Linked DNA regions of Homo sapiens: region 1 is linked to region 2. Evidence: chromatin loops called from intact Hi-C (ENCODE). Cell type or tissue: IMR-90. All regions are shown on one strand. Each heading gives the region's core, and the rest is flanking DNA. Links, peaks and the distances in the headings are about the cores only.

Region 1 (15,398 bases), core at 3,024-11,023, 140 kb after region 2:
CTTTATGTGAGTTACAAAAAGGATTCCCTTACATAAGATACTTTATTGCCATTTTTCAGAAAATCCCAGGGAAAGCACCTTTGTAGCTGTGGCATCCTTTTGCAGCACACAACCTACACAACAATATATATAGCATACATAGCAGCCAAGATATGTTCTTTGCTCTTATGGAACTCACCAGAAAAGACAAATAATAAGCAAACGTGGAAATACAGATAATGCAAGTACTATGCAGAAAATAAACATAGGACTGAGATTAAAAATAAGTAGTTTATTTAGGTTGAGTTGTCAGGAAGGCCTCTCTGAGAAGGTGACATTTAAGCTGAGACCTGAAAGATAAAAAGAAGTCACCCATGCAAAGATCCCAAAGAAGAACATTCTAAGTAGAGAGAAAAGAAAGTTCAAAGGCCCCAGGCAGGGAAGAGCTTAAAGCATTCAAAGAGCCTAAGGACCAGTGTAGCTGAAATGTAGTGATTGTGGTTGAAACTGACATGGGATGAGGCTGAAGAGGTAACTAGGAATTAGACCATGCAGGATTCTGAAGGCCATGGGAAGGATTTTGGATTTCCATTTTTAATACATTGGGAAGCTATTGGAAGGTTGTGAGAAAGAGTATGAAGTGATCCAATTAACATATTAAAAGATCTCACTGGCTATTATTTCCAGACTAGACTGGAGGGAGGCAATAATGCAAGTGGAGAGACTAGCAAGATGGTTAGGGTAGTACTCTTTCCAGTGTGAGAAAAAGGGTGCTTGGACTGAGAACACAGTAGTGGTTCAGAGTGGAGCCTTTGGAGCCAAACTGCCTTGGTTCTAATCCCAGCCTTGCTACTTTGTAGTTGAATGACCTTATTCAACCTTTCTACCAATCTTTAAAGTGAGGATAATGTTAGCTCCTACCTTCAAGATGTTTGTGAGATTTCAATGAGATAATATAAGAGAAGGACCTGGCACAGTGTCTTGTATATACTGAGGACCCAATAATTAAAAGTGGACAAATTTGAAATACATTTGGAGCCGTGGTTCTCAACTATGGGTGCATATTGGAATTACCTTGGTAGATTTATACCAGATCAGAAGGAGGAGGATGTGATTCCAATATGCAGCTAAGGTTGTGAACCACTGAGTTAGAGGAAAAAAATTATAGGATTTGCTGGTGGGGGATGTGTAGGTGACTTCTATACATTACTGCCATTTTAATCTTCCAAAAAGCAATCCATCACCGTGTTACACCCCTGTTCAAAAATTTTTATGCCAACATGTATTTGGACTTACTATATGTCAGTCCCAGTTCTAACTAAGCATTTTACAGATATGAACTCACTTAATCTCATGACAACCCTATGTGAGGAGTACTATTGTTCTCCCTGTTTTATGGATGAGGAAACTGAGGCAGAGAGCGGTTAAGAATCTTATCCAAGGTCAGGTAGCTAGTGAGTTGAGGAGCTAAGATTTGAATCCTGGCAGCCTGGCTCCATATTTCAGGCTCTAACCACAGTGTTCTGCCACTGAAAGGGATGACTCCCTGTCGCCACTCAAATACATGTCAACCCCCGACTCTGATAGTGAAGGCCTTTCATGGTCTAACCTCAAGTTACCTTTATAGGTCAATATTCTTCCATTCATGCACCTCAGGGCCCACTGCATTGTTCCTGTGCTCTCTTACCTTTTTACCTTTGCTCAGTCCTCTTCCTGTCAGTGTTTCTCACACTTTAGTGTGCTTCAGAATTGCTCAGAGAACTTGTTGAAGTTCAGATTCCTGGATCACACCTGCAGAGATTCTGATTTAGTGGCCTTGGAGTGGGACCCAGGAATCTGCATTTAAGCAGACCCCATCGTTCATTCTGATGCAGAATGGTGGTCTGTGGACTGTCACTTTGAGAAACCATTCCTGAGACCATGTAGATAACCTGGAACCAAGGATTTGTTTTAAAAAATCTGAGTTTAGTGCACTTAAATTGAGCACATTAAAATTCTGAAACCTGAGTGAACCAGTGGAAAAGCAACCAATTTCAGTTCCTGATTGGTTAAAGCATCTAAGTCCGACCATATGGCAACCAATTTGAGATGAATGAGTGGTGGCCATTTCATGATAAGGAACTGGGATGAAAAGGAGACAAAAGGGCTGTCTAAGTAACAACTGCACATGTACAGGTTGGATGGAGAAAATGTTTCCTCTTTCTGGAAAATTCTTTTTCTCCATCCCTGCCTGTGGAAGTCCTGCTAGTCCTTCAAGACCTAGCACAAATGCAGCTTCCTCAGATTCTATTGCAGGCCGTCCTCAGGTCGCATTTTGATAAGTAGTAGTTGGAAGGCCTTTCTTTTCTGCCTTCCCACTTCCATCCCTAATTTCTCCACCCATAAATCCTGCTTATCCTTCAAAATCCAGCCTAATTGCCACTTCTTCCATGAAATGTTTTTAAATCCTGCAAACTAGAAGTAAACCTGTCTCTACTCTAGGACTCCTCAGCACTTAACCTGTGCTTCTTCTGGAGCATTTATCACCTTGTCAACTTCTGTTTTTTATTATTTGTGCCCATGTATTATCATCCCTATTAATGCATAAGCTCTTCAAGACAGATACTCTTTTTCATTTATCTTTATTTCTCCCACTGTGCCAGGCAGAGTAGGTGCTCTTTAAATGAATGCACACTAGATTGGAATGATTACTAGAAATTTAGTCAGGATTTGAATTAGGTGCTACCAAAAAAGAATATGGTTGTTGTGCATTTTTCCCCCTGAATTACTGATTGACTGTGGTAGATGGTGTTGACTATACATTGATTCCTCGTCAATAGGAAATTACTTGGTCTCATTCCTGATCTCCAAGTTGTTTTCTTCCCCTATACCACTTTAGGAAACTACAGTTAACATTGCTTTTTGGAAGGACTGAGCTTGTTTGGACTACCAGTGTATGCTCATCCCTTTTAATATGCTATTTGCATCAGCCCTCATAAGTCAATATGGATTTAGTTACAGCCTAATTTGATTTATGCTTTGGTAAGGCCCTGGATCTTTCCATACATGTTTCTCACAATGTGTGTGTGTATATGTCTGTACTACAGTGTAGCTGTTACATTTCAGTCAAGAAAGATGGATATTTTGTTCCTCACCTCCTTTCTTGTCTTGGCCCCAACTTAATTTCAGTGTGGCTCAAAAGAAAGTCCATACTGAGCAGAGGTGTACATGTGGTTGCTAATATAACCAGTTGGTCACTATAATCCAGCTGTTAGGCTGATATTATTCCCTTTGGGGAAAAGGATATGTGAAATCTAAACTGGAAAACAATTGATAATAGAAAGGAAAGGCAACAGTGAAAAGACATGTCACTGCAACCTAGGGGCAATACGGTATAATGCAAAGGACAGAGGCTCTGAAGCCAGAAGGTCATAGATTTGACATTGCAGGGCTACCACCTACGAGTGCTGTTATCTTGGACAAACTATTTAACCACTCAAAACCTTGGTTTTCTCAGGTGTAAAAATGGAGATTATGCTTACTACGTATGAAATGGGTTGTGTAGATTAACTGAGATGGCGTAGAGTGCTAGGAGATGGCCTAATACAGAGTTATTGGTTTATAAGTAACAATTACTATATTTTATATAGTAATTACTATATTTATTACCCCCGAGTTAAGTATCATTGCACCTTCTCCTCTATCTTTGATAGTTTTGCCTTTTTAAAATGTAATCTCCATAGACAGAACTTTAGTTCTAGTTCTTCTTGTGGTAACAGATCCTGGAACTAGCTATTTTATGTACTGTTCTATCGTTACAATTTAAATTTCTTTTCTTTTTTATGTCCTCAGAAGCAACAGATAAAAGCTAGTTATTACTGGCCATGTATTGTCCCTTTATATACTTGATAATTCATTAAGTTCTTTCTTTGCAACCTCTCATCCAGCCTAAATGCACAATTTTCTTTCATCTTCCTTTATAAAGACTAAATCCTACACTTTTGTAAAAATTGTTGTTCTTTCATTGCCTCCAGTTTCTTTGCATCTTTCAGCTGTATATAATGTGGTTGAAACTCCTTTGAAGTTCTAACTTTTGAAGCACCTAGTTATTTTTTCCCATGGAAATGACGTTTTTACAATACTGTATCTTATATAAGCGTATTACTCATACAGCAGGGAACCCAGAAACCTCTCCCCTATGCTGGCCACCCTGACTGCAGGCCAAATACTGAAGAAGAAATAATCTTTTGACTGCTGAACTTGCAAACCTTCATATAAAGGGCATTGAAATAGCCTCTCTGCACTGTCCCCAAACACTAATGTGTGTCTTTCTTCCTGGGTCAGACAGCAATCCTAGACGCGGATTGAATCTCAGACCTAGCCTTCATTGGCTAGACGTGTCTTTGAGGCTGGGACAGTCAAGGAGAGCGTTGGCAGAATGTGTGTCATTGCTAGCACTTCAGCAAACCTCATTAGGACTGGAAGCATAGTGCAAACAGCCACTGGAACCTTAAGGGAAATTTTATCAGAAGAAAAAATCTCTTCAGATCCTGTGTTAGTTTGCTAAGGATGATAGCCTCCAACTCCATCTATCTTCCTGCAAAAGACATGCTCTCATTCATTTTTATGGCTGCATAGTATTCCATGGTGTATATATACCACATTTTCTTTATCCAGTCTGTCATTGATGGGCATTTAGGTTGATTCTGTGTCTTCAGAATTGTGAATACTGCTGCAATGAACATTTGCGTGCATGTGTCTTTTTTTTTCCCCAAATACTGCATGTTCTCACTTATAAGTGGGAGCTAAATGATGAGAACTTACGAACACAAAGAAGGAAGTAACAGACACTGGGGTCTTCTTGAGGATGGAGGGTGAGAGGAGGGAGAGAAGCAGGAAAGAATCTGTACAACAAACCCTCATGACAGGAGTTTACCTATGTAACAGACTTTCATAGGTATCCTCAAACCTAAAATAAAAGTTTTTTTTTTTTTAAATCTCTTCAGAGATTATACTACTGCCACATTCTGGGAAGGCAGGCTTCAAACCCAAACCCACACCCAGCTTCCCTCCACCATTGATCATTTCCACTTCCTGTCCCCTGCTCATCTTGCCAAAACAACAGGGAAGGCTATGTACTTGGACTCTAGACAAGGGAAAGGTATTTGGGGTAGGTATTAACTGTATTGAAAGCCAAGTATGCATTTAGTAAATGGTGTCTAAATGTAGCACGTACAATGTGCCAGACAATGTTCTAAGCACTTATGTGTGGAATAGCTCATTTGATCCTGGCAAAAATAGTAGCAACTATTTATATCCCCATTCTACAGATGCGGAAGCTAAGGCAGAAAAGTTGAGTGATTTGTCCAAGGACAAATGGTAGTAAGTGGCAGAGCTAGAATTTTAACCTGGTCAGTCTGGCTTCAGAGTTTCAAGCTCTTAACTTCTATACTACCTGTTGGGACCCATTCATAGGAGTATGACAAGGATATCTCCTAGTACAGGGGAGTAAAGGGGAAGACGGGACATGCATGGCACATTGTTGTGTGCAGATACTCCTAAGAGAGTATCTTACCACACTGCCCATGTTTTCCCATCAAGGCCTTAACTTACCCTTCTCTCACTCTAGGCTTAAAGTGTCTTGAGTGTAAATGTCTACTTTCTTTCATTCAGCAAACATTGTTAAGCAATCACTAAGAGCCTGGCACTGCACCAGTGCTAGAGATACAATGGTGAACAAAAATGGACATGGAACCTGCCTTCATGGAGTTTTAGTAGGGAAGATAGACACCACGTCATGATATAAGTAATTATAAAATTGCAACTGTGCCACATGCCACAAAGGAAAGTTGTTATAAAAGCCAATAATTGAGAGGGGTTGACCTAGTCAGGGAGGTGAAGGAAGACTTCTGAGACTGTCTCTCCAGCCTCAACTCGCACCACATCCCTCCTTGTTCTCTGCACTCCAGGGTGAGGAAAGATTGGCTCAAAAATTAGGGAGATAACTGGTGGCAGTCATACACTCCTGGGATCCCCAACTTCTGATCCCACCATGAATCCAGTCCCTCCCCAGGCTGTAGGGGTCTATAATGTTCTTTCTACATTATACATGCTACATAATACCCTAATCTAGGAATTTTCTTTTACTCTTCTTTCTTTTGGCTGTTTCCTGTTTTTCAGAGACAGGGTCTCACTCTGTCATCCAGGCTGTAGTGCACTGGCACAATTATAGCTCACTGCAGCCTCAAACTACAAGCTACCCTTCTGTCTCAGCCTCCTGAGTAGCTGGGACTACAGGCGTGCACCACCGTGCCCAACCAATTTTTTTTTTTTTTTAGAGACATGGTCTCGCTATGTTGCCCAGGTTGGTCTCAAACTCCTGGTCACAAATGATTCTCCTGCCTCGGCCTCCCAAAGTGCTGGGATTACAGACATGAGCCCAGCCTAGGAATTTTCTTTTTGAGAAACTACTTGATCATGCTACCATTTCTTACCATATTATCCAATCTGAATTTTTCAGCTTGTTTTTAAAGACCCTCTGTGAAACAGTCTGATCCTTCCTTAACCTACTTTCCAGCCTCATTTCTCTGACACCAACACACACATCTCCTTTAGGCTGGCTGGCTGATCTCTTTGTTCTGTTACATGCTATGTTTCTTCCTACCTTCCCTCCTGTTATGTGCTTCACTTAAACTGTTATTTTTCACAAGCTTGGAATAGCCCCCGCTCCTCTTCTACCTATTCGCATCCTACTCATCTTTCAAGGGTCCAGTTGAAGTTGCACCTCTTCTAATAGTTTTGCCCAATCACTCTAGTTCTCATTGATCTTCTTTGACCACCTTCAGGACTTAATCTGGTTCAAAAATAAGCATTCAGAAATATATTCTTGCACTGTTATTGCTTTGTGTCTTCCTGTTTCCCCTGGCATAACATAATATTAATCATATATCATGCTGACTGGTTTATTTAATACAAAAAGAGCCACAGTCACAAAAAGCTCTTGACAGCATTCCAAGTACAGATGCAGTAGGGAGGCAGGAGAAATGGTGGAACTTACAATTTGCTCAACCCAAGCCCGTTCATCCAACATATCTCAAATGAGCCCAGGGAGAAAATGGAAGTCACTTTTTATGAAATTTTGATATTTCTGCTAACTCCTTCAAGGTAAATGAAACTGGAAGCAATTGTTTAAAAGTATATTAGTCAGTGTTCAAGATAAGTGCCATTTTACCTAAGACACTTGATTTCTCTTTCCGAAAGAGCAGCAAAATTGCACCTCAGATCCCATCTCAGCTAGAATCCGGGATCTTCAGGGAAGTGGTATGTGAGATACTTCATTGATTTTAAACATCATAAAAATTGACCAGTTTTTCAAAGTTTTCAAAATCAAAGAAAACTGAAGAAAATAACAGCAAATCCAAATATAGATTCTCACAAATTAGTCTCAAGTTGTTTATGTTTTGGCCCACATTTTCTGCAGAAACACCACCATCTCCTGGTCATGATGATAGGAAAGAAACATTGTTAATGAGAAACACTACTTTAAAAAATGAAAATTCATCTTGTATAACTGAAACCTTATGCCTGTTGATTAGCAGCTCCCCACTTCCCCCTCCAAGGTGAACAAGTTCTAAAGATCTGCAGTACAACATTGTGTGTGTATAGTTAACCATATAGTATTGTATACTTAAGTTTGTTAAAAGGGTAAATCTCGTTAAGTGTCCTTACCACAATAAAATAAAAAAAATTAAAATTAACTCAGTAATTTTTGAGTTTATACATTCTCACCTAAACTTCAAAATACAGTCCGCCCTCTATATTCACTGGTTGCACATCCATGGATTCAACCAACTGCAGATAGAAAATAATTTTTAAAAACACGTTAAAAGTAACAGTACAACAATCTAAAAATTACAAATTTTAGAAACCAATATAGTAAAATGACTATTTACATAGCATTTACATTGTATTAAGTTTTATAAGTAATCTAGAGATTATTTAAAGTATATGGGAGTATGTGTGTAAGTTATATGCAAACACTATGCCATTTTTTATCAGGGACTTGAGCATCTGTGGATTTTGGCATCTGTGGGGGGTCGTGGAACCAATTCCGCATAGATACTGAGGGACGACTGTGTATTGATATACTCTGATATTTTCATAGCTATAGAAGAGTCTCGCTGTCATTAATAATACCTTTTCAAAAGTGAATCATTTATGTTCATGTGTATGGGACCATTTTAGAGATTTGCCATCCTCACCTACCTCTCCTCATCTAAATCCCAACTGGATCTCCTTCCATGGAAATGTTCCAGATTGTTTTTGCTTTCTCTCCATCTCTTGTGCTCAAAATTCATCCCCACGTACTTGCTGACTGTCCCAGGACCCCGTCCCTCTAAGGTCATCATGTTCCTTCTTGGCATGTTTCTTACGTCTAGAATATTTCTTCTTGAATAGAAAGTCATTCAGACAGTGGATGGGACAGCGTTGACTTTCACATTGAGTTTAACAAATTAATAGCACTGATTCCTAATCGGCCATCTGGGTTGTCCTGTCAGGGTCAGTAATACCCCATTCTGTTTCTGGGATTGGAGGACTTTTTTGTGTGTATATGAATCTGTTTCTATAATAAAAATAAGGAATTCCCAGTGAAGCATTTCAGAGCAATTATTTCTTCATGGGTGGTTAAAGCCACTCTTTCTTCAACCTTATTCTTTCTAACTCCTTCAAGGAATTCCATAGCTGCCCAGAAACACCATTGGATGTGCCCATTACTCACATTATAATAGTCTTTATGAGCTTAGACTCCAACAATTTATAGAAATCAACCTGGTTTGTTGACTGACAGTGCAAACAGAGGTAAAAGATACATGAGAAGGAAGAGCAGTGTATACAACTGACTGCTTTTCATTTTCAGGTTGACCAGACAGTCAGCATGGGTAGGTCATTGAGTTTCTCCTCTCTGTCCTGCTTTTTATTTTCAGTTCATGGATGTGGTAGCACAGAACTCTACTTTATTTGGATACTTGGATTTTTTTTTTTAAGACAGAGTCTCTGTTGCCCAGGCTGGAGTGCAGTGGCATGACCTCAGCTCACTGCAACCTCTGCCTCCTGGGTTCAAGTGATCCTCCCGCCTCAGCCTCCCAAGTAGCTCAGACTACAGGCGCTCACCACATCTGGCTAACTTTTGTATTTTTAGTAGAGACGGGGTTTCCCGATGTTGTCTAGGCTGGTCTCAAACTCCTTACCTCAGATGATCTACCCGCCTCAGCCTCCCAAAGTGCTGAGATTACAGGCATGAGTCACCGCGCTCAGTGGGCACTTGGATTTTTAAGACTTCACTTTATAACTTTGTAAATTGTACTCCTACCAATGAAGCAGATATCTTTCCTGTCAAGCCTCATTTTTAGCCAAGAGAGAAAAGAGATTTTAATTAAGATGCAAACTCTTTTTTAAAAAATTGGAAATAGAGGACTAGCATAATTATGAGAAATTCTAAGCCAGTTTAGAAGGTGTGAGCCGAAGAAATCTCTCTAGCCATTTTTAAAAATATCTCCAGGACCCTGTCTTCCAATGATTTAGAGATGAAATGATTCCTTTTCAATGTGCAGGCATGCAGTTATCTTTGCTAGGCTTTGTTTGCTTGTTTGTTTGTTTGTTTGTTTGATCCAAGCCCTTTTCTTTGTTAAATACACAGCACACTTGTGGGAGTCCCTTAAGCCGGGTATTCCCCCATGTGTAAGCTACCCTTGAGGAGAAGGAGGAAAAAGAAGTGGAGGCAAAGAATGGGAAGAAAGGGGATTAGGAATAGCAGCTAACATTTAGCTGACACAGTGTGCCAAGCACAATTCTAAATGCTTTGCATATACTAATTCATTTAATCTTCACAACCCTATAAGGTAGGCATTATTGTCTCCATTTTAGCAATAAGGAAACTGAGGCACAGAGAAGTTAATTCATTTGCCCAAAGTCACATAAGTAGGAAGGAGCAGAGCCAGAATTTGAATCCAAACTGTTTGGCTCCAATCTGTTCTCTTAGCCATTATATTATACTGCCTCTCAACTTGGGGAAGCAAAGCAAATTTGGGAACTCTTATTTCTGAGGCTACCGGGAGGAACAGACTGTGTGATGACCATCTTTCCAGGGGCCAGATATGGTAACAATCCAGCAGATGCATTGGGACTGCTCTGAGAAGCAAAGATTCTGTTTCTCACCATAAACTTGGATCTGTTTAGCCACATCTCCATTGAAAGAGCAGAGTGTGGATGGTGGGTACCATCCAGCTCGTAGTTTCTGTATTCACTCTCTTCTGATTTCCTCCTGGAAACGCATGCATTCTCACAATGCACTTTTTAAAAAGTAAGTATTTATGATTTTTCTGGACAAATAATTTTGTACTCTTCTTCAGATTTGGCTTGCTACTGTTGGCAGGAATTCCCCCCGTTGTGTGTGTTTTGGTATTTCTCAAGGAGCTATTTTGTTAAAAATACTAAGATCTTATATTGACAGCCCAAACAATAAAGTACTTCATTTGACAAAGAAGTATTTTTTAAGAAAATAACTGTCTGATCCTTTTTATGGCTGTATAGTATTCCATGGTGTATATGTGTCACATTTTCTTTATCCCATCTATCATTGATGGGCATTTGGGTTGGTTCCAAGTCTTGCTATTGTGAATGGTGCTGCAATAAACATACCGGTGCATGTGTCTTTATAGTAGCATGATTTATAATCCTTTGGGTATATACTCAGTAATGGGATTGCTAGGTCAAATGGTATTTCTGGTTCTAGATCCTTGAGAAATCACCGCACTGTCTTCCACAATGGTTGAACTAATTTACACTCCCACCAAGAGTGTAAAAGTGTTCCAATTTCTCATCCTTTCCAGCATCTGTTGTTTCCTGACTTTTTAAGGATCACCATTCTAACTGGCATGAGATGGTATCTCATTGTGGTTTTGATTTGCACTTCTCTAATGACCAGTGATGATGAGCTCTTTTTCATATGTTTGTGGGCCATATAAATGTCTTCTTTTGAGAAGTGTCTGTTCATATCCTTTGCTCACTTTTTGATGGGGTTGGTTTTTTTTTCTTGTAAATTTGTTTAAGTTCTTTGTAGGTTCTGGATATTAGCTCTTTGTCAGATAGATAGATTGCACAAATTTTCTCCCATTCTGTAGGTTGCCTGTGCACTCTGATGATAGTTTCTTTTGCTGTGAAGAAGCTCGTTAGTTTAATTAGATCCCATTTGTCTAGTTTGGCTTTTGTTGCCATTGCTTTTGGTGTTTTAGTCATGGAGTCTTTGCCCATGCCTATGCCCTGAATGGTGTTGCCTAGGTTTTCTTCTAGGGTTTTTATGGTTTTAGGTCTTACGTTTAAGCCTTTAATCCATCTTGAGTTAATTCTTGCATGAGGTGTAAGGAAGGGGTCCAGTTTCATTTTTCTGCATATGGCTAGCCAGGTTTTCCCAACACCATTTATTAAATAGGGAATCTTTTCCTCCATTGCTTGTTTTTCTCAGGTTTGTCAAAGATCAGATGGTTACAGATAAGTGGCATTATTTCTGAGGCCTCTGTTCTGTTCCATTGGTCTATATATCTGTTTTGGTACCAGTACCATGCTGTTTTGGTTACTGTAGCCTTGTAGTATAGTTTGAAGTCAGATAGTGTGATGCCTCCAGCTTTGTTCCTTTTGCTTAGGATTGTCCTGGCTATATGGGCTCTTTTTTGGTTCCATTTGAAATTTAAAGTAGTTTTTTCTAATTTTGTGCTTTATAAAACTTGCAGATTTCTTGTATTGTTGTATATCATCATTGGAAGCTCAAATGCCTATCAGTGGAGAATCCTTATACTAGTTTCCTTTTAAAGCTTCTCTCAAATTTCAGCACACTTGCTCCCTCCCAGCAGAATTTATAGAATTAGATGTTTGGCAGAGGCTCCCTAAAGTCATCTGCTTCTACTCACTTCTTCATCTCTAGCTTCGGTATGGAGCACTGGCATTAAAGTGCTCCCCCATGGAACCCAGCTCATGGTAAGGAGAGACTTCACAATGGGTTTATTCCTCCCTGCTCTCTTCCACTTTGCCCTGATTCTGCTCATTTCAACTTCTGCCTCAAAAAATACAGAGAACATTTCCCCTGTCTCAGGGATTTGTCTCATGTCCCTTTGCCTTATGATTAGAGTGACTATGTAATTTACTATCTCAACCGAGGCACATTTTGAAAGCAAGAGCTGCAATCTTAATAATTATGCCTGCCAGAAAAACAGGCAATAAAACTGAGTTGTCTGAGATAAATCTGCTCTATGGCTACCCTATTTATGATGTATGGTTCAAAAGTGGCCACATGCTGGCATAGTTTTGCTCTCTGAGGCTTATCTTCATGGGTATCTCGGAATCTCATTGTACACTTAGTCCTTTTGAGAGGACAGTTTACCTCTCTGACCTGCTCAAGCCACCAGAGATTAATGGAAGCCACAGGAGTTATAAACAGTCTGAATTTCAGCCTAGCTTTTGGCCATTTTTCAAATACTTGTTCTCCCTTTCTCCCACTACTAGAAAGCCAACCCATTACAGCTTCATAGGGTACCACTCAGAGAGAGTATGACTGAGGTTTGAATAAACAATACATGTGGCTTTTAGGGTTAAATGAATATTGTTTGACATACAGTACACTACACTTGTTTTTATTTCAGTTCAAAAAATTGGTTAAAATTATATCTTGTTGCTTCTCAAAATTAATTAGAATCCATCTGAATCCATTAGAATCTCTGTTTTTTGTTTTGTTTTGTTTTTTACAAAAAGACTTGGCTGAATGAAAAAGCCTCCATCTCATTCAGATAATCTTTCCAGTGATCAGACAAAAAGAGCAAAGAAACAGGTTTTTTAGGGTATTGGTGCCTACTTTTTTTCAAAGTATGATATCTAAGGTTGCAAATGGACATACCTATTTTCAGCTATCCAGACAGACTGTACCCAGGTCTAGAGAACCACTTATAGCCTTATAAAATGTCAACATCTAAGAAGATAATTCCAGTTTAATTATGGGTTAAATTAAATAGAATAATTCAAATGTTAAAACGTTTAGCAGCTACTTAATAGACTTAATAGAACATTGAAGTTTAGAGAATGCAATTTTGATGACTTTGAAAGCTCAGAGGCACCAGAAATGCTAACAGTTCCTAGTATTTATATATTTAATGTATATAATTTATAATGTACATAGTATATCTTATATATAAATATAGTGTATATATACATATATGTGTGTATTTATATACAGGTTAAATATCCCTTGTCCAAAATGCTTGGGACTGGAAGTATTTCAGATTTCCGATGTTTTTGGATTTTGGAATATTTGCATTGTACTTACCAGTTGAGCATCTCTAATCCAAAAACCCCAAATCCAAAAATGCTCCAGTGAGAATTTCCTTTGAGCATCATCAGCACTCAAAAACTTCTGGAGCATTTTAGACTAGGAATACTAAAACCTGTATGATATATATAACATACAGTTTTAGTATGATATAGATGATATATATATATATATCATACAGTTTTAGTATGATATAGATGATATATATATGTAATACAGGTTTAGTATTCCCCCATTACTTGTTTTTGTCAGGTTTGTCAAAGATCAGATGGTATATATATGTGTCTGTGTGTATATATATATGTGTGTGTGTATATATATATATGTGTATATATATGTGTGTATATATATATGTGTGTGTGTATATATATATATATATATATATAGTCTCCATTACTTTTTAATGAAGTGCTGAAATTTAGGTATGCATTCTTGTCTGCAAATGCTCATCAAATACACATCACGACACACTCATCTGATTTGTGTTACAGGGTATTAGTATTCTTCTCCTATGCCTGATAGTGACTTGCCTCCTTGATTTTCCATCTTACCTCTCTGCTCATTTGTAAGAGGCGCTATGTGCTTCTATAATGCTTTGAGATTCTGACTGGACTATAAGTATTTAATGACACTCTTTAATTAAAATCCTTTTAAAAACTCTAGGGTATAAATTAAATAAACTGAACTTTTCAGAAGGCCAGCTAAGTAAACATTTTATGTCAATACCAATCATTAAATCTACATTTTAAAAGGACATTTGATGAAGAGAACTAGTCTATCATTTTTCTTTTGCAACTTGTTTTCTCCCTTTTGACTACTTAAATTAGGCTTGAAACCACATTATATAGCTTTTACATTTTGTTTTGCCATTTGCTGGTAAATCTTTACTGGTTTCTATTCGTCTCTCTAGTCCCATATTTTATTTGGCCCAGACCCACTACTGCCCACTGAAACAAGGGGGACAAGTAAATCTAAGCTCATCCCTGCTCAATCACTGTCCCCAGCTCTCCAGATTTGCAACCCAAGAGTTGTCAGATACTGATTTCCCCTTTGCCTTCCTTCCCCATCATCAAATCTTCCTTCAGGGTCTTATCAGTTTCTTTTCATCTGTAGGAGTCTCATTCAATCCTTCTTGTGTGTTATTGCACAGATGCTCATGGCCTATTACATATTACTATAGCAGCTTCCTGTATGGCCTCCTGCATTCGAGTTACTCCCCAACTAGTCTATACCCCATTGCCAGAATAGGCTTCCACAAATATCAGTTTTATCATAGGAACCCCTACAGAAAAATTGGCAACATAATCAAATGTGAATTCTTCAGCCTTTTACAAAATTTTATATTTTTTTGAATTTTTACTGTTTACTTTTTACAATTTAATTATTTTCTTAAAATTGTGTGGGTACATAATAGGCATATATATTTATGAGGTACATGATATGTTTTGATACAGGCATGCAATATGAAATGAACACATCATGGAGAATAGGGTATCGATCCCCTCAAGCATTTATCTTTTAAGTTACAAATGATCCAATTACACTCTTTAAGTTATTTTAAAATGTACAAGTAAGTTATTATTGACTATAGTCACCCTATTGTGCTATCAAATAGTAGCACATTATTTACTACCCCTATTTACCTCAACAACACACCCCACTGTCATTCTCCCTCCCTCCTTCGCTCTCCCTCTCCTCCCTTTCTCTCTACAAGTTCAATTACCAGCGTAATTTCTCTTGTTTTCATATCTGAAGTTTCTACTCAAGCCACACCTTGCTTGCTGTCTCCAGTATGTGACTTGCTGTTTACAAAGCTCTGGTCCTTTGCCAATGTCACTCCCTTTGGTTGAGGTACTCTCTGCCCTTATCACTGTCGGTTTATGCTGTGCAGTATCTACTTCTAAAAATGTGACTTAATGGTTCTTTCAGGAAGCTTTCTACGATTACATCTGACTGCTCACTCATCCCATTCAGTGTCTCCTAAGCATGTGTATTTCATTTGTATTTGCTTTTTTTGTGTGTTTTTAGGCTGTTTCCTATATTGATTTCCCATCACCTCCAACCTGGG
Region 2 (15,398 bases), core at 3,566-11,565:
CCAGAGATCTTCAAATAGCCCCTGTAGGAGATTATGTTACAGCTGGTCCACTGGCCATAATTTGAGACACACTATCTTGGACATCCTAACAGACCAACACCATTCCCAGGCCACAAAACAGTGGTCATTGTCAACATCTTTATAAATATGATCCACATCTTCCCCTGCACCCAGCTGTCTTCAGCTCTAGTCACTACCTTCATCAAAAGAGCTCTGCACCTCAGAGTCTTCAGAACCAAATGCTTTGATCAATTGTCCCATTAACAGCCTTTCCCTTTTAAATACAAGAGTATAAGTGATCACTGATGGCCCATAATTACTGATAGCCCATTAGTATTTCTTGAATGTTGTAATTCACACATGGTAAAAGAAATAATTCAAGAAGTTCAAAAAAGCACAAAATTAACTGTGGAGACTTCTTTCTCACTCCCCGCCCCCACCCCATCCTCTAAAGGAAATCACCATCAACAATACAATATTTTGTGTATCCTTCCGATTTGTTTTATTTATCAACTACTGACTGTGGACATCGTGCTTCAGACCTACCTGTTTGCCATCCACAGGTCAAAAGAGTTAACACCGAATGTGCCCTATATATGTACAAGTCTCTTCACATGTATTGTCTCATTTAATCCTCACAACAACTTAATGAATTCAGATAGCATGATTATCGTCATTCTATAGATAAGGAAACAGGCTTAGAGAGGATAATGTGCCCAAATTCACACGGAGAACACATGACAGAGCTAAAACTTAACTTACTCTGTGTCCAGAGCCTATACCTTTAAACAATGAGCTCTATTGCTTTTGGCAGAATATAATAATAACAGCTAACACATATTAAAATTATACTATGTGTCAGGCACTTTCCTAAGTACTTTACCTACATTGCCTAATGTTAACCTGTTGAGTTGGGTACTATTCATATCTCCTTTTAACAGTTAATGAAGCAGAAGCACAGAGAGATTAAATAATTTGCCCAAGATCATACAGCTGGTAACAAGCTGAGCTGGAATATAAAGCTAGGCAGTGTAGCTTCAGTGCCTGCATGCTTACCCACAATGGAGCTGGGCAGTGCGGCTTCAGTTCCTGCACACTTTCCCACAATGCATGTGACCTCCTTAGGCAGAAGGAACACATAAACAAGAGTTTAAACACTTCAGACTTCACAACTGCCTAATTCATGCATGATTGCTCCTGGTGTCCCTTGTCCAGAGCATCCCATGTCAGCAACTTTGACACCCCCTGGATGTTTTCCTGCATCCCCAGACTCCCTCACCCTGAACCTTTGAAGCCAGCTTTCCCTGCTTACACCAGACACACCAGCTGATCCACAATGGCAAGCTACCATGACCCATTGCTCATCAGGATAATTACCCTGCAGACTGTTCTGTTCTTACTTCTGCCTATGGCTTTCTGGCTTTTCAGCCCCTTGATTGACTTCCTGTGCAACCTCTGGACCTTAAACTTGAGTTTCAGGGTGACTCTTTCTAGTAGCCCACCTTTATTTTTCTCTAGTGGAAACTGACTTGGCTGGCCCTCCAGTTTTTGTGGTCCAGCTTGCCTCTCAAGTAGGGATCCCAATTCTTCCTTTAGCCCTGCAGGACCAAGCCTCATCCCCCCACTTCTTTCCTTCTTCCTAGGTGGGTTAGCCTCGGTCTCTGAACCCCATGGGGTAGAGAGCCAAACAGGTTGTCTACAGCTCATTCTTCGCAGCGTGGTCACCCGCTGTTCCCGGAGAAAGGAAAAGGCAGATTTCTCTTGGCAGGTGCTCATCCTGGCAGCTAAGTAAGCCACAGAGAGGCCAAAACTGCTCCTTTGCGGGTGGTGATGCCTCAGGGTGTAGCTGCCAAAGGATCTCTAGCTCTGCCTCTATGCCACCCTCTGGAGAAAAGAGGAAGTGACTCCAGAAAAGTGACATCTAAAGCTGCAGCTGACTCTGGCACTTGGTACAGGAGCCTGAACACAGGGGAGTTAAAAAAATGGGAAGGGTGGCTGCTCTAGCAGCTGGTTGGTTTCCTTTCAGGGTGTTCCGTGGGGTTTCTGATTACCCTCTTCTAAAAACCTTCCAAGAGGGTAGCCCAGGTTGCAATCTGCAGCCTCCTTATCCAGAGGTGCTCTAAGGCAGCTTAACCTGGCCTTCACAGATGGGGTTCATCCACAGCAGGGATCTGAGAATTTGGATTCAGAAAACATATCTTTGTCTTTACTAACCTCTAATTTCAGTTTCCTTAAATTCAGTGTAGCATGTCCTACAATTACGAACATAAGCAACAGCCCACAGTGGTGTCAGCAGTACCTGTGACTTTGTCATCAATGGAAGTCACAGATGGTTGCATATCACATTACAAGAGCTGCACTACAGCATCTTCTAATACTGCTTATTCTCATGACCACTTTAAAATTACAGTAGTAGAGACCTGCCACTAGATCGTGTTACTTAATATGTGATAACTATATCACAAGTTCATTTTTAATATTTTGACAATTCCATTTCAGTGTAATATGTTTCCTTTTTATTCCTATGTATTTTGTTCTAGGCACCTAAAAACGTGATTCTGATAAGGGGTTCTGTTGGCTTCACAGGCTGGCCAAAGGGTTCCATGACACCTAAAAGTCAAGAACCCTAACTCTTAAGAATTCTGTCAAACTTGGTCCTAGAACCTGGGATGGGTATATCTGAGCTGAGGGCCCATGTTAGGAAGGCTTGGTGGAGATGGAGCTGTAGGAGGTGGGGGAGCAGGGGAGCAGGTCAAAGGAACAATGACTGATTGCTAAAACTGCAAGCAGAACAGAATAGAAACTTAGGTATGAGGCTGACCTCACCATTGCCACAGGAGCCCACACTCCCTCTACTTCCCTACCCCTCAGTTAAAAAAAAAATAGGAAGCCAGAACAGCCAGCTCTGTAGCTGGTGGCCTGGCGCAGTGGCTCACACCTGTAATTCCAGCACTTTGGGAGGCCAAGGGAGGCGGATCACCTGAGGTCGGGAGTTCGAGACCAGCCTGACCAACATGGAGAAACCCCATCTCTACTAAAAAAGAAATACATAATTAGCCAGGCGTGGTGGCACATGCCTGTAATTTCAGCTACTCAGAAGGCTGAGGCAGGAGAATCACTTGAACCCGGGAGATGGAGGTTGCAGTGAGCCAAGATGGCACCATTGCACTCCAGCCTACGCAACTAGAGGGAAACTCCATCTCAAAAACAAAAACAAAACAAAACAAAAAACAAAAAAACCTCATTCTCCACTGCACAGCATATACCACAAGATGGCGCAGTTGTATGAGTTGGTGGTCAGGAGGGGACTCTGCCAAACAATATCAGAACTGTATCGTAACAGTAATATAGTCACTATTCAGAATTTTCAGGATTTATTGTCAAGGCCCAATTAGGACCTTCAGAGGCCTTGAAGCACTGAAAAGACTATGGCATTCCCACTCACATGTAATTCAAAAGAAAAGTAAAACTAAACTAAATGATTTTGCTGAAATTCCAGTAATTTATTTCTAGAATTCCTGATTGCAAAATTCTGGATAAGGTCTTTGAAGTTAAACCTTTCCTTAGGCCCTAATTTCCTGGGGCTCTAAGTGGGTGTTTAGTCTGCCTGTCTAGCAAGAAGCCCAGCACTACCTGCTAGTAAAAGGGTAACCAAGCCAGATCCTGCTCTGGACTCCAACAGAGCCCGAGGCCCCACCCTCTGCTGAGTCACAGTGTGTTGGGCACTAGCGAAACCTAGAACATCTGGTAACTACCTCCACCCTCCTGGTAGACGAAGGGGCTTCAGACAGTTCTGTGGGCCCCGCCCCAGCCAGTTCACATGGCTCAAACCAGCCCTCCCATGAGTATATCCCATCCTCTGATTTGGAAAACTAATAACCATTGCAGTATACAAGAGAGTTCACATACAGCATTATGCACATGTTCTGGCCAGATGTAATGTCACCCAGGAACCCTAACTCTCAGCTTCTTCTTGCTCTTTGATCCCTGGCCTCATCTGGAGTGACAAAGCCAAACTCCTACCATCCTCTGGGCATCTGCAGCTTGCACATCTGAGGATTTTGTTAGCAGTTGCCGCCACAACCATTCCTGCATAAATTTATACCAGGCTTCATCAGACCTTCACTTCCCTAGCAGGGACCCAGTACTCTTTGTAAGAAGAAATATCAAGAATTCCAGCTCTGCCAGTGCCCATTCTGTGACCATATGGAACCCTTCATAACTCTGGTAATTCCCAATCAATCACTTGGATGAACCCCCAAGGAACCCAGGGTGGGGTAAAATTTGATTTCCAGGCCTTCAACACCCCGATCAGATTCAGAAGGGTAACCAGAAAATTCAAAAGAAAAGTAAAACTAAACTAAATGATTTTGCTGAAATTCCAGTAATTTATTTCTAGAATTCCTGATTGCAAAATTCTGGATAAGGTCTTTGAAGTTAAACCTTTCCTTAGGCCCTAATTTCCTGTCCTGCATCTGACAGTCCCTGCATCTGACCTGTCCCTGACAGTTCCTGCATCTGTAAACGGCCTGCAGCTTGTAATAGGTCTTGTAATAGGTCTGAATTCTCAGCCTTTGAAGCAGCTGATGAGCAAAAACCCAGTATCAGGGTTTCATTTTTACTGATTCTCTCCTCCATCAAGTCCTTGGTTCAGCCACCACTGGGTCTACTACAACAGTATTAACACGGGTAAATAAGCATATTTAAAACAGAAAGTTCATTGGCAGTTCTTTCTACGTGCCCAGGGCATCTGCATAAAGTCAGACAAAAAAAAAATCACTTCTTACCTGGAGAAGGGATCCCTCTGAACCCTTAAGGATCTGTAGCAATTCCTGCCTTCTGTTGGGCACTACTTTAGTTTTCTACACTTGCAGTCTCACTGCTGCCAAGGGTCTGGAAGCAACAAAACCAAACGATTCATTTGGGATGGAGAATGCACTGGAGAGGGTTCTAGCCTTCTGTGATGCAAACCTGTTTTTAAAAAGGCTGCCTTTAGGAGGGCTGGAGGTGGAAGGGGGATGGCCAGGGTGGGTTCTAGCCCAATCCAGCCAGGCGGCTGCCCTGCCCCGGGTAGGCCACCATTACCCATCAGGAATGGCCAGCCCAGGCCCACAACTTGTTTATGGCCTAGGTGCAATTTACTTCCTTGCAGCTCTGTGTTTAACCTTATCTTAAATTTTTAAAAATACTTTAACAAATACTTTTCATGCTTCTATGTGCCTGGCACCATTCTAGACCCTTTATATGTAATAAATTATTCAATCCTTACAACAACTTCCTGACATGGGTGCTATTTTTATTTCCATTTTGAGGTGAGGAAGCTGAGACACGGAGAGGTAAAGTAACTTTCCCAAGGTGAAACAAGTGATAAGCAGTAGAGTCAGAATTCAGACCTAGGAAGCCTGACTCCACATTCCATGGGCTTAATCACTATGCTATAGCCTATAGCCTGCTTTGCCATGTGATGCCTCTGATAATACCCTTTTAAATTCTGGGCCATAGTCTTACCTTGGGTTTCATTTGTTCCCACCCATTCTAGATAAGTGTCCTGCCCATTGCCACTCAGCCATTAAGACTTTGCCCAAGCAGAGTCCCAGTAGAACTAGTCCTCCCCTCTTCGACCGCGCCAGGTGCAGCCAAGCTCCACAGAGAGGATATAAACCCAGGGAAGAGGTGTTGAGGGGCTGAGGTGAAAGCACTGGCAGTGGGGTTGGAGGAGAAGCAGTAGATACAAAAGAAATTTCAGAGGAAACATCGGCAGGATTGTGAGACATGAGGAAGACAAGGTCAACAATCATCTCTAAGCTTCTGGCTTGGATGGCTGAACAGGTAGATGGTGATGCCACTCACTGAGGTGTGGGCATGGAAGGCAGAGGAGTTTGGTGGGGAAGGTAGTAATGATAACAGCTAGCCTACATTGCACATATACTATGTGTCCAGCACTTTACATATGGTCTCGTGTGTAATTCTCACAATCACCATTTGAGGGAGGAAACAAGCACTATCAGTATTTTCAATTTACAGACGAGAACAATGTGAGGCTCTGAGGTTTGCAGTGACTTCCCCAAGATCACACAGTAAGTAGCAGAGCTGAGATTTGAGCCCAGGTCTGTGTGACTCTACATCTGCACTTTTAACCAGCTGAATGGAAGACATTCAGGCTGTATTCAGACCCCATTTCTTTGCTCCGTTAGTTCAATCCTGGTTGGGGGTCTGTCTTCATGGTTCCAAAGTTTCTGCCTTTCCAGGGCCTTCATTTTACCTTGGGTCCTGACGCTGGCTGCCTACTCGTCAATGACTCCCAACATTTCTTCAGTCTTCAGTACCTGAATACCATCCTTCCCACCAACTTCCCCACCCCAGCTCTCTCACCACCCCTTTCCTTGCATACCTCATCCAGACTGTAAACATAACTGAATCTACAGGTTTTAAGAACCTTCTCCATATCCCACCCACTGTCCAGTCTCCATCCTTGGGTTCTTCCAGGCTAGCCCTGGATGAATATCAAGGCCCTGACTCTATTTCCCCTTGAGAGTTTATGTCTGTACCTGTCTAATTCTATGGTTCTGTATGCATGTGAATATGTATAAGATAGAGACTGGTATACAAAGGAGGTGGGAAGCACTTAATGGAAAAGAGGATGCTAGACGTCCTCAATGTGCTAGACAGTTCCACACAGTGAAGAATGCCCCATATTCTGTCCAAATTTTGAATGCCACCTCCCACCCAGTTATTCATGTAGGTTAAAAAAATCTGTTAATAATTAGCTGTGCCTAGAACAGAACTCTGATTTATACATAAACACAAAGTATTTTTTGCACAGTTTTATTTCAGTATATGCTGAAATTTCCAGGAATACAGCTACCATGTAAATTGAGGGAAAACTGCTCTTTGTTGTGTTCAGAACTCTCCCAAGAGTTGTCTAACATTTTTGAAGATCATATTGCCAACAACAACGCTGATCATGGTAATTGAGTCACTAATGCAATGCCCCTGCATGCGCCTGCATTTGTAGTGTTTGAGTTCATGCTGTTTCTGTACGTAGGTGCAAGCTTCTACCTGTTCCCCTACATCTTATAGCATGGTGTGGCCTCAATCTTTGCAGATGGAAATTCATTATTTATTACCAATAATTTCCTTTTATTTCTCCTTCACACTAGTTGGACCTCTCTCTCTCTTATATATATACACACACACACACACAAATATATAAAATTATGTGTGTGGTAGGTACATTGCTCTATGAGTTTCTCTGTCTCATTTTAGGACAGTAAAGGGGCTGTAGCAAAGTATTTGTCAAAAATTACAAGCACTTACTAAATTGCCTACACTGCTTTCAGTGCTTTACATACCAGTCTCAGTCAATCCTCACAGAACTTCACAGAACCTGAATGAGATGAGTATTATTTGCACTCTTATCTTGCAGATGAAGAGGTGCATAGAGGTTAAGTAATTTGCCCAAGGCCACGCACTTAGTAAGTGATAGACAAGTAATCTGAACTCCAACCTGTTTGACTCCAAATGCAGTACACATTCAGCTGCTTGCAGTGTGGTAGATTACATCTACTGTTTCTTATTCGTGTTAGAACAGGCTCAGGATGATTCCAAGGGCAGTGTATTCCAAAACTATTTGAGGATTCCTACAAAAAGTATAGACACCCCCACCACCTGAATGACTGAAAACACTCATGCATACATTTGGATATGTTTAACACACACACAGCCAATCAATGACCTGAGTCAAATTTAATGGTGTCTTATTCCTTAATTGCTTCTTGTGTCCAATTAGATTGTATAATGCCTGAAAGCAGATCTGTGCCAGCCATATTTTCCTTTTGAAAAAAATAAGGTACATAATCTGATGCTGAATGTTACAATGGGAACAAATAGGTTCCATCTGGACTGTCCTGTGCAATTCCCACCCCATCAGCAACTAGCCACATTAATAGGACTTGGTGGCTAACAAATGATATATTTAGACCTTTATTTCCCTCAATTAACACGATCTATCGAGTGAAATGTACATCGCATAACTACATGTCTTATTCAGAGAAACTAGCCATTCCTCTTTCTCTGTGTAAACGAAAGCTCAGTGGTTTTCTCCAGGCTTCCATGAAGAACTACAGATCTCATTCTCAAGCATATCTAAATTCCATCACTAGATGGCAGTGTTGCCCAAACTTTTAATAGAGTAGTAGGTCAGCTTTGTTTAATGCCATTTTCTTCATGAGTCCTAGATCGAATTAACCATCTTTCCTGCCACCAGAAAAATGTCCAGAAGTTTTCCATGCTGAGATTTCAGGAAAGATAACTTGTCTGTGGCAACTTGTTGACATTTAAAAAATAAGCTTAAACCTGTTCCAGTACAGCTGGGTCGCCTCAGTTTAGTTCAAATACCCCTTGAGTCTATATTGTGTTGAAAACACTGAGCTAGGTGCTGGGGATACACAGATGAAGTTGAAAGGGCCTGACTCTCTTAAGAAAGGCGCAATCTAGTTGGAGAGACTGGCGCACAAACAAAAAGCTCTATAACAATATCATAACACTGTGATAGGGTAAGCATAGGATGGGGCACCCATCTCAGTTTGGGGATTCAGGGATCTACAGCTGGTGACACTAAAAGCTGAATCTTTTCAAAAATTTATTTGTATTTGTATAAATTTAAGGGACACAAGGGCAGTTTTGTTACATCGATATATTAAATAGTGGTGAGGTCTGGGCTTTAATATGTCCATCTAAATGGATCTACCATAAAGATAATAATGATAATAATGTATGTTTTACTCATTATTTTCTCATACCCCACCACCTCCCACCATCCCACCTTTCTTGAGTCTCAAATATCTATCATTCCACACTCCATGTTCATGTGTACCCATTATTTGGCTCCCACTTAGAACTGAGAACATGTGATATTTGACTTTCTATTTCTGAGTTGTTTTACTTAAGATAATGGCCACCAGTTCCATCCATATTGTGGGAAAAGACATGATTTCATTATTTTTTATAGATGAACACTATTCCATTGTGTATATATACCACATTTTCTTTATCCAATCATCCATTTATGGACATTTAGGTTGATTCCAAAGCTTGGTGAATACTTCTGCAATAAGCATAGGAGTGCAGATATCTCTGCTATATACTGATTTCAATTCCTTTGGATATACATTCACTAGTGGGATTGCTGGGTCATATGGTAGTTCTATTTTTAGTTTTTTGAGAAATATCCATACTGTTTTCCACAGAGGGTGAACTAATTTACATTCCCACCAACAGTGTGTAAGCATTCCCTTTTATCCACATCCTTGCCAACATCTTTTTTTTTTTTTGACCTTTTATAATAGCCATTCTGACTGGTGTAAAATGATATCTCATTGTGGTTTTGATTTGCATTTCTCTGATGACTAGTGATGATGACCATTTTTTCATATGCTTTTTGGCCACATGTATGTCTTCTTTTGAGAAGTGTCTGCTCATATCCTTTCCCATTTTTAATGGAGTCATTTGGTTTTCTGTTGTTTTTGTTGAGTTGTATGAGCTCCTTGTAAATTCTAGACATTAGTCTCCTGTCGGTTGCATGGTTTGCAAATATTTTCTCCCATTCGGCAGGTTGTCTGTTCACTCTGTTGATTATTTCCTTTGCTGTGCACAGTTTAAAGTCTTATTTGCTTATTTTTTATTTTTGTTGCTTGTGGTTTTGAGGTCTTAGTCATGAATTCCTCGCCCATACCAATGTACAGAAGACTTTTTTTCCTAGGTTTTCTTCTAGGATTTTTATAGTTTCAGGTCTTACATTCAAGTCTTTAATCCATCTTGAGCTGGTTTTTGTGTATGGTGAGAGACAGAGGTTCAGTTTCATTCTTCTGCATATGGCAATGCAAGTTTCCCAGCACCATTTATTGAAAAGGATGTCCATTGCATTAGCCGACTTCAAATTGTACTGCAAGGCTATAGTAACCCAAATCGCATGGTGCTGGTATAAAAATAGACACACAGATCAAAGGAATAGTATAGAGAACCCGGGAATAAGGCCATATATCTACATATCTTTGACAAAGTAGATAAAAACATACACTGGGGCAAAAGAATCTTTAAGAGTGGACAGGCATTAGCCAGGGAATAAAGTACGAAAGCATATTTCAGGAATGAAACAGACTAAGCAGAAAGGCTTGCAACAGTGTGGTGTGTGCTGGAAAACTAGGTAGAAGATGTGGGGCGTAATGAGAAAACACACTATGAAGTGTGGAGGTAGATAGAAATCAGGTCAAGGGATGCGATAATAATGATACAATCAGGAATCAATATATAAAACCATCTGCTTCTCCCAACTATTTGCTGAGATAAGAGCATCATCACCTTACCTTGAGAAAAAATGATGCCGTTATTTCTCACAACCACATGGTGTAGTTCAAAATAACATTTACCTTTATTACTAAGTACTGGGAACCATGATAAGAGCTTCTTCATGCGTTGCCTTTTTAAATATCAGCAATTACTCTGAGATGAGTATTATTATACTATTATCATCTTTATTTTACAGATAAGGAAACCTAGTTTCAGAGAGGCTAAATAACTTGCTCACAATCACACAGCTAACAAGTGACAGAGCCAGGAATTGAATAGAAGCATGTATGAGATACAAAGTACAGGAGAGAGAGGGAATCACTAATAATACTAGTGGGCATGGGGTTGAGAATGACAAAGTAGACTTTCTGGAGGTAATGCCTAGGCTGGATTTAGTAAAATCGTTAACAATAGTGAAAATACAACATTTTTGAATATGTGCTATGTGCTAAACTCTGTACTGAATATTTTATAAGTATTACTTTGGCTGGGCACAGAGGCTCATGCCTGTTATCCCAGCACTTTGGGAGGCCAAGGTGGGAAAATTGTTTGAGCCCAGGAGGTCAAGGCTGCATGAGGCTTGAGTCCTGTGATCTCACCACTGCACTCCAGCCTGGGCGACAGAGCGAGACCCTGTCCAAAAAACAAAAAAAACAAAAAACAAAAAAAGTATTGAAACAGGAGAAGTTCCCTTATCCCTCTTGCAGGGCGTGCGTTGGGGGTGTGGTTCACTTTCTCAGTGCCCCGCTGCTCAAACCTCTAGGGGGAGCATGCAGATGGGCAGATTGTGGGGCTTTGACCCCAAGGCAGTGTGTAGGGGTGAATATTTACAGCTGAAGCCCCATTGGGTGTTTGTTGCAGTGTGCTCTTTCAGTTTTGTGTGTATGCGGGTTTTTTTGTTTGTTTTTTGTTTTTTGTTTTTTGTTTTTGAGACCGAGTCTCGCTCCGTCGCCCAGGATGGAGTGCAGTGGCACTATCTCTGCTCACTGCAACCTCCACCTCCTGGGTTCAAACTATTCTCCTGCCTCAGCCTCCCGAGTAGCTGGGACTACAGATGCGTACCACCACGCCTGGCTAATTTTTGTATTTTTTGTAGAGACGAGGGTTTCACCATATTGACCAGGCTGGTCTCGAACTCCTGGCCTCAAGTGATCTGCCCGCCTCGACCTCCCAAAGTTCTGGGGTTACAGGCATGAGCCAGTTTTGCCCTCTGTAGGCTGCTTGTGTTTATCAGCTCAATGAGACCCTCTGCCTTATCGCAAGGACAGAGGGCTTTCTGTATGCCAGGTTTCTTGCCTTAGTGTACAGGAAAAATTGGATCACAAGTAGCCTTGGAGGATGAAGGCAAGGTTTTTTATTGAGTGGTTGTAGCTCTCAGCGAGGTGGATGGGGAGGCCAGAAGGAAGATGGAATGGGAAGGTGGTTTTCCCCTGGTCAATGGCCTGCAAGTGTGCTCTTCCTCCAGTGTGTTCTCCTCGACGTCCAGCCGCTTGTGTCTTCTTCTGCTTGTGTGTTCCCCTCAATGTCCAGCCACTTGTGTGCCCTTCCCACTAGGGTCTTCGGGTTTTTATAGGCACAAGATGGGGACATGGCAGGCCAGGGTGGTCTTGGGAAATGCAAATGTTGCATTTTATGCCCAAATGTTAGGCATAAAAACAGAAATGCCTGTCCTCACCTAGGTCCATGGGCACAGGCCCAGGGATAGAGCCCCAGCCATGGACCCTTCCTCCTCTACCCAGCACTTCCCTGCCCACAGGGAAGGGAATCATATCAGTATTACCTCATTTAATCTTTACAACAACCCTATGAGGAAGGAACTATTATTACCCCCATTTTACAGATTAGGACACTCAGGCACAGAGCAGCTAACCAACTCGCCAAAGGTGACATGGCTAGTAATTGACAGAGGCCAGATTTGAATCCAGGTAGTCTGGCACGGGCACCAGGAGGACTTGAGTGGGGGCATTTTAGGCAGAGGAAACAGTAGGAAGTGGGCATGAACCAGCATGAAAAATTGGAAACACACCGAACTTGGAATCACTGGACTGTAAAGTGGGGATAACCAAGAGGTCAGGATTGTGAGGTTGGAACAGTACATAGGAGCCATACTGTGAAGGGCCTCAGATGCCCTGCTCTCAGCTTGGGCTTGACATGTTAAGAGCAAGAGGCGGGAAGGACAGGAGAGTCTTAAGGAAGAACAGACCTAATCCCATTGGTGTGATGACTGTTTGTCCTTCCCCAACTCCCTTAGGTAACAAACTCATGCTGCCACACAGAAATCACACCAAACCTCATTCTTTATCTAAATGTGCATAATTGTACTTCTTGCTGCTGCATTGCCAGATGCTCTCTAAAGACAGTTATACTCTAAGACAATGGTTCTCATGTTGAAATTTCTGGACTGGCAGCATCAGAGCCAGCTGAATACGCAGTTCTTTCAGCCCTACGCAGTACCTACCGAATCAGAAACCCTGGAGGTAGGGCCTGACAATGTGTGCTTTAAAAAGCCTCCGGGGCCAGGTACGGTGGCTCACGCCTGTAATCCCAGCACTTTGGGAAGCAGAGGCTGGCGGATCACGAGGTCAAGAGAGCGAGAGCATCCTAGCCAACATGGTGAAACCCCGTCTCTACTAAAAATACAAAAATTAGCTGGGCGTGGTGGCGCACACCTGTAGTCCCAGCTATTCAGGAGGCTGAGGCAGGAGAATGGCGTGAACCTGTGAGGTGGAGGTTGCAGTGAGCCGAGATCGTGCTACTCTACTCCAGCCTGGCGACAGAGCAAGACTCTGTCAAAAAAAAAAAAAAAAGCCTCCAGATGATTCTGAGGCACATAACACATGAAAACCACTGTTTTCTATTGTTGCTTAAATATTGCATATGCATCTGGTTTATTTCTTCTCTCAACTCCTTGAGGTAAGGAACCATGTCTTCTGTTTTATCATCCTGCATGCCACCCCCAATTCCTGCTCCCTGACATGGATAACTATGCATATCTCAGCTCTGCTACTGTACATAAATCTCTTATTCTTTCTATGCCTCAGTTTAATCATCTGTAAAATGGAAATAATACTACTGACTTCATTCAGGTTTTGTATTAAGAGTTAATGCAAGAAAAGTTATCAGAACAGTTCTTCTTGACTCATATTAAGTGCTCAATTTTATACAGATGCCCCTTGACTTACAATTGTGTTAAATACTAATAAGCCCATCATAAGATGAGGAGTGCCCTGAATGCCTGTCACCTTTGCACTATCATTAAATTGAAAAATCATAGGTTGAACCATCCTAAGTCAGGAACCATGTGTATATTATTAGTTATTTGTACCTAGTGTTCAATGAATAGACAATAATTGATTAATAATTGAGAGTAGATTTAGACAAAGAGGGTAGAGAAAAGGCAGGATGGGAGAGCAGGCCAGAGAAAATGAGAAAAGAAAACCTGTTTTAGATTCAGCTAGCCCTACAGGGCTGTCCCAGCAATCCAGGAGCCTGGCTTTGCAGGGAGTCAGAGAAGGAGAAGGGGGAGAGAGGAAAGAGGCAGAAATAGGCCCATTTATGTCCACAATAGGTAAATCCACAGAAATAGAAGGTAGATTAGTGATTGCTGAGGGGTGGTAGGTGGGAATGGAGTTTGACTGCTAATGGGTATGGGAATTTTGGGGTGAGGGTGATGAAAATGTTGAATTACCTAGTCATGATGATTGCACAACCCTGTGAATATACTCAAAACCACTGAATTATATATTTTAAAAGGATAAATTTTATGCTATATGAATTCTGTCTCAAAGAACAAAAACAAAAACAAAAAAACTGTTTAAAAAACAAATAGGCCTGGTCAATCTGGAAAGAGAAGTCAAGACTTATAGTCTTTTTCTTCCATTAAGCCCCAGGAAACTAGGCACAGAGCAGGTGCGGAATTGAGACCAGGAAAAAAAGACAGAGTCTTGTGGCTGGATTTTGCTCTAATTTATTTGCTTGCCACATAGGGGCAACCAACTCATTTCCTGTGTCATTATTTCTAAAGACATAAAGTCTGACATTTTCATTAAGATCCACCATATCAATGGCATAAAATTAAATTCCAAGAGAGACACAACCTGATTGTAATAAAAGTGCAATCCAAGACTGGCACATAATGGAGAATCTCACAAGCGTGTGTGTCACATGCTTGAGGTCAACATGGGTGAAAATATCAACCTTTTATTTCTAAGTCCTCGGGCAACATAACCTAGCCAAATAGTCCTGGAAGATCGAATTATATACCCTAAGGGCCCAAACCACTTAACTTTCCCTCCAAGCTTTTAGAGTTTCCAAGAAAATCATTTGATTATTATTTCACTGAGTGATAAAAACAGACTTATGCCTTTATAATACAGGGTAAATGAATCAGGACTTGGGGACTTTTCAGGTTTAAATATATGCTCCAGTGTTAATTGTGGGGTAGGGGGCACTTTATTTTATTAAAAATAGTCTAAACATGTCTGCTTTATAGACACTCTGTGCGACAAGATTGCTTATTGCCAAGAGAGTTCTACCAGGAAAAGTCCAAGACAAGAAGCAAAATAAACAAGTACGAATCAATGAGTGCTGGCAAAAGTAATCTAAATAAAGGCAAAAGGGAGGACATGCAGCCTAGAAGAGTCAAGGATGCCATATGCCACAGGCCTAACTTTATTAGACCTTAAATCCTCAACCAAATTAAAGAAATGAATCTATATAGTGCAATGATTGAGCATGCAGATTTTAGAATTAGGCTGCCTGGGTTCAAATATTGACTCTATTCTCCGCTCTTCTCACTTCCCTAAAACATTAGTCTATTATTTCCTTCATAGCACTTTCCACAATCTTTATTTTTATGACCTGACTCCTACTAGATTATAAATTCTATGAATAAGACAAAGTCCCATATAGTAAGTACTCAATAAATATTTGTAGAGTTTAACAGAACCCTTACATTTCTGTGGTTGTAGTACCAATGTAATAAAGTTGTTGACAGGAATCTACATAAAAGTACAGTGCCTGATACCTAGCAAGTGCTCAAATAATGCTAC

Evidence for each region. Peaks named below come from ENCODE experiments on the same cell type or tissue, not always from the same donor. Only the 100,000 strongest peaks of a DNase experiment are listed, where the experiment ranks them.
Region 1: it touches region 2 in a loop (17-fold over the local background); 4 of 110 quality-filtered maps call a loop at or near these places.

The regions. Positions count from the first base shown.
Region 1 is chrX:110,703,600-110,718,997 of GRCh38, reverse strand. All of the region lies in intron 6 of CHRDL1 (chordin like 1), which reads left to right. Among named protein-coding and RNA genes, the nearest start is that of CHRDL1, 85 kb to the left of the region's middle. In IMR-90, for the core only: a CTCF peak has its summit at 7,487 (motif pointing left); no DNase peak of the experiment used is centred there; H3K27me3 peaks cover 802 bases.
Region 2 is chrX:110,840,260-110,855,657 of GRCh38, reverse strand. No RefSeq gene overlaps it. Among named protein-coding and RNA genes, the nearest start is that of CHRDL1, 52 kb to the right of the region's middle. RefSeq lists a silencer at 3,660-3,749. In IMR-90, for the core only: a CTCF peak has its summit at 8,158 (motif pointing right); a DNase peak (open chromatin) is centred at 8,157; H3K27me3 peaks cover 1,084 bases.